2 separate regions of the Homo sapiens genome follow, and region 1 is linked to region 2. Evidence: chromatin loops called from intact Hi-C (ENCODE). Cell type or tissue: testis. All regions are shown on one strand.

What was found. A loop is a pair of places that touch in the nucleus more often than their neighbours do. Peaks named below come from ENCODE experiments on the same cell type or tissue, not always from the same donor. Only the 100,000 strongest peaks of a DNase experiment are listed, where the experiment ranks them.
Region 1: it touches region 2 in a loop (5-fold over the local background); 23 of 110 quality-filtered maps call a loop at or near these places.

Annotation. Positions count from the first base shown.
Region 1 is chr15:57,566,136-57,568,635 of GRCh38, forward strand. No RefSeq gene overlaps it. Among named protein-coding and RNA genes, the nearest start is that of GCOM1, 25 kb to the right of the region's middle. In testis, no CTCF peak of the experiment used is centred here; no DNase peak of the experiment used is centred here; H3K4me3 peaks cover 680 bases; H3K27ac peaks cover 967 bases.
Region 2 is chr15:57,731,723-57,734,222 of GRCh38, forward strand. LOC105370834 (a long non-coding RNA gene) reads left to right here and starts at 689. Exons shown (of 6, transcript XR_001751554.3): 1 at 689-1,056. In testis, a CTCF peak has its summit at 1,004 (motif pointing right); a DNase peak (open chromatin) is centred at 979.

The sequences.
Region 1 (2,500 bases), 170 kb before region 2:
AGGCAGAGGTTGCAGTGAGCTGAGATCATGCCACTGCACTCCAGGCTGGTGACAGCAAGACTCCATCTCAACAACAATAAAAAACCTTTATTAACATAATTTACATACCATATTATTCACTCTTTTAAAGTGTAGAATACATGGGCTTTGAATACGTTCACAGAGTTGTGTAACAATCACCACTGTTTAATTTCAGAACATTTTCATTACCCCAAAGAGAAATCCCATACCCACTGTAGCTTCTCATTCTCCCCACCCAAATCCCCCAGCTCCTGGCCACCACTAATCTACTTTCTATCTCTATGAATTTGCCTATTATGGACATTTCATATAAATGGAATCATATGTGGCATTTTATGTCTGACTTCTTTCACTTAGCATAATGTTTTCAAGGTTCATCTATATTGTAGCATGGATCAGCTCTTCATTATTTTTTAAGGCTGAATAGTATTCCATTGTATAAATAGAACACAAACAAAATATAAATTTTGTTTCTTCATCCATCAATTGATGGATATTTGTGTTGTTTCCACATCTTAGCTATTATGAAGAATGCCGCTGTGATCATTTGTGTACAAGTTTTTGTTTGAACATATGTTTTCAATACTCTTAGGTACATTGCAGGCATGGAATTGCTGGGTGATAACGTACCTTGATGTTTAACCTTTTGAGGAACTGTCAAATTGTCTTTCAAAGTGACTATATAACTTTACAATCCCACCTGTCATGTATGAGGGTTTGTTGCATTTTTAATTGCAGTTACCATGAAGTCTGTAAAAGCCAGGCAGTCACAGCCACAGGGCACAATTCCAGAGTGCAGAGGAAGTTTTCCATACAACTCTCACCCTCTTGGCAGGGATACCAGGCCTGCATGTCTCGTGACTGCACATGTTGTTTAGACAATTGTCTCTGTTTGGTGACCCACAGTTTTCGTACTGATATCCGAGTTTTATTGGCATTGCTGACCTATGAGTCTGATGTCTTTGGTGCAGAGCCTCTATCACAGTTTTACCCAGAATCCCATTGCTTTGGACCAATAATAACAACATTCCCTTTGTACAGGTCTTTGCAATTTGCAAAGCACCGTGTTACTTCCCTTTTCTCCAGAGCCTTATGCTCTGCTTTCCAAGGTGTTGGCCTTAGTATAGCAATGTAACCGCTGCTAAGGTGTGTAATGGCCAATAAGATGCTGGCTTTTCCTAAAGAGACTCACTGAGTCCTAATATTTCCCTAGTATAAATGTATCAGTAATGATGAAGATGTCAGGTGCTATGATAGAGCAAAATGGCTTTTGAGGCTCCCTCAAAGCTAGTCTTAGAAGACTCCCCCTCTGTGTGCAGGCCATAAGCTTGGCATCGTTGTAGGAACTTAGTACGGTGTCCAAGCCAGAAGACTTTTCTTTTTGAGACGGAGTCTCGCACTGTCGCCCAGGCTGGAGTGCAGTGGCGCGATCTCAGCTCACTGCAAGCTCCGCCTCCCGGGTTCACGCCATTCTCCTGCCTCAGCCCCACGAGTAGCTGAGACTACAGGCGTCTGCCACCACGCCCAGCTAGTTTTTTTTTTGTATTTTTAGTAGAGACAGGGTTTCACCGCGTTAGCCAGGATGTTCTTGATTTCCTGACCTCGTGATCCGCCCACCTCAGCCTCCCGAAGTGCTGCGATTACAGGCGTGAGCCACCACCCCCGGTCCAAACCAGAAGATTTTTCTACATCTTTCTTCTTATACAAAGATCGTTTGTGAAAAAGCTAAGATTGGTGGCAGGTTTTCAGGAAATTTTCCTTTTTTTTTTTTTTTTTTGCTAGTTTGTGTTCCTAAATAGTGAACATGCAATCGCTAAGTTTTTAAAAGAAGCGAAAAATTGATGGTAGGCCCAGCAGTTAGAAGGCCCTGGGGTTACAGTTCTTCCACAGGGCAGTTGCTGTTTATGAGTGTTCTTTCTTATCTGTAAACCCGTTCTCTATGCCTGAGAGAACATTCCTTACAGCCATGACTCCTTAAAAAGGATAGCCTTTGCAAAAGATTCTTGTCAAATGTTTTTCATCATCTATAAATCACACACAACTGTTTCCCCCAACATTAGCATCAATGTGTATGCCAGTTTCCTCTGAAAATGTCAAGCATGACTGCTCCTTAGAGAAACCATGTTTCTACCTCTCTTCCTCACCAAAGTTTATAAATTCCCAAGCATTCTCTGTGTTAACATTTTATTGTGTGTCACCTCACCCTGAAAAAAAAAAAAAGATAACTAGATTCTGTGCGTGAACCCCCTTCAAAACTCAACTCCCAGGAGAGCTGTGTGTTTTCTAAGCCTGAGCAGCTCAGAATCCTGGTTCATGAAGGCTTGTGGTCTAAGGGCTGGTTATTTCTTGTTTAAATTCAAATTAATTTCCCAGCTCCAGTGCAAATATATCCTTGCAATACTATACGACACCACTTTCTGGTACAGTCCACCTGCCTGTTTCCTGTGCTGTGTTATATCACTCATAGGAAATTCTAATA
Region 2 (2,500 bases):
CCTCTGCGGCCCCACGTTCCAGTCCCAGCATCTGCTGACATGGCATTCCTAAGAAGAGGGGAGAGGCCAGATACTATCATTTTAAAGAGGACAAAGTGAAGGACAGAGAGATTAGCTGATCTGCCCCCTTAATTATGCGGTGAGCTCGCAATGGAGCCAAGGATTGAATCCAGATTTCTCAAGTCCCAGATGGGTTTTTTCATCAGGAGGTCCTGCCACATTCCTTCTCTTGGAACCGCCCCCTCTCTGGATCCCAGAAACACATACCTGGGTTGAGTTCGTGAGTTTGTGTGTGTCTCTGTTCCCTTCATGTTATCTTGATTCTTAAAAAGAAAGGAAAAAAATGCACTTACCCTTAGAAAATGATCACTTAATTGAGATTAGTAGGAGGATGCACACATTTCTTAAATGCTTTTTTTTTTTTTTTTTTTTGATACAGGGTCTTCTGCTTTGCAGCCCAGACTGGAGTGCAATGGTGTGATCATAGCTCACTGCATCCTGAAACTCCTGGGCTCAAGCAATCTTTCTGCCTCAGCCTCCTGAGTAGCTGGGACTGCAGGAACAAGCTACCACACCAGGGTAATTAATTTTTTTTTTTTTTTTGATAGAGACAGGGTTTTGCTCTGTTGCGCAGGCTGGTGCTGAACTCCTGGGCTCAAGTGATCTTTCCACCACAGCCTCCCAAAGTGCTGGGATGATGGTCCTGAGCCACTGCATCTGGCCTAACTGCTTTTAACCACCTTTATTTTTCAAGAATTTTTGGCTTGACACATCCAGAGCCCAAACAGAAGAGGTCTTCAGATTTGACCCACGCATTTCTTGCCAGAAGAATTTATATATGAAGGCGTTGTGCAAGTTATTAATGTTAAAAGGAATTTCCTCCTCCAGTAAAAAATCTGAAATAAAATTAATATTGGCACAATCTGAGACTAAGAAGAGACACTGGCCATCCAGGAGTTTCCATAGGCCACGCTCCAATGTGAGCTTTCACCACTAGAGGGCGTGATCTGAATTGTGCACTCAGCGTTTCTTCCAAGAGTAATCGTTCCCAACAAGGTAATTTACCAAAGAATTACTTACTGTCGACTTTAGATACATATCCCAATTATGTCTCCCCTCCCAACTAAATTCTAGATTTAAAAAGTATGGACAATATAAGAAACAAAGCAATTTGCAAACGTTTATCTAACTGACCACATTGTTTCTATTTTGGTTACTCTTTTTGGGAAACCGCCAAAGTAAATACCCTCCTGTGAGTTGGCTTGGGGTCATCCGGCCTGGTCTCCTCTGCCCAGCCCCTTTATCTCAGCCTGGATCTTCTTTGGAAACAGAAATCATTTTCTCTTCCATCTTCTGGTGTTGAGGTTTAGTCATTCTTTCCTTCAAAGAGCTGAGAAGTCCTTTAAAAGCAAGACACAGCTTGTTGGTTGGTTCATTTGGTCATTCATTCATTCCATGGATGTTCACGAACATGAACATACCATGTGATAGACTGTAGAGCTAATTCCTTGACCTCTTAAAATGAACAGTGTAGGGGGAAACCGTAATAGTTAAAAATAGGGAAATGTACTGAAGGGTGCTATGGAAGCATGAATTCTACTTGCCCCTGCTCACCTTCACAAAGGTAACTGATCATCCATACTCAAAAGAGACCACACAGTGCTAGAATTCTCATGGCACATCACCAGGTAATGCTGCATTACCTCCACTGTTGGCTTTAAAAGTGTATTTCCTTTAGGCTAAACTTGTAGTAAAAATAAATCTATTAGCAGGAGAGCAACAAAAGTGCTCTGAGGAGAAAAGTCCTGGGCTATTGGGCTAGGAATCAAGATATATTGGGTGGTGGGGAAGGGGGTGGGAGGGGAGGTTACAGCTTGAGGGGGTGGGGCAGAATTCTTGCTTTGCTGTTAGCAAATTGAGTGCTTGGCCAAGTCAGTTGACTTCTTGGGATTTGCATTGTCCAGTTTCTAAAATGAAGGAGTTGAACCTGGTCAACGTGTTCCAAAATGTGTCTCTTAAAACAGAAATCTTGAGAAAAATGGAATTTGGGGATCAGATGGGTTTCGGAAATATAGCGTAATATCTGCCCCTTTTCACCCACTCTCCCATGGTAATTCCAAATCACCTGAGCTTATTAAAGGTTTGAGAGGTCCTAGAGTAAAAAGCCTGCTTAACTTTATTTAATTCAGTGTTTCCCAAATGTATTTGCCTGGAGATTCAGTTTTATGTGATAGCTATTAATGTAGAAATGCTGGACTAGATATTCATTGAAAAGCCGATAAACATTTATTGAATGACTACTTTGCGCTAGGAAGCCACCTCTCTGGCTGTATTACATGAGTCTGTGAATTTTATGATTTAATCAAGTAAACAGGAGATTTTCCTGTAGGTTACATCTTCTAATTAATCTGTTCACAGTTTCCAGAAGATACTGTGTTGTATCATTAGTGGTTTTTCACATTTGTAGCAAACTTTTTCTTCACTTTATATTGGAGTTCAA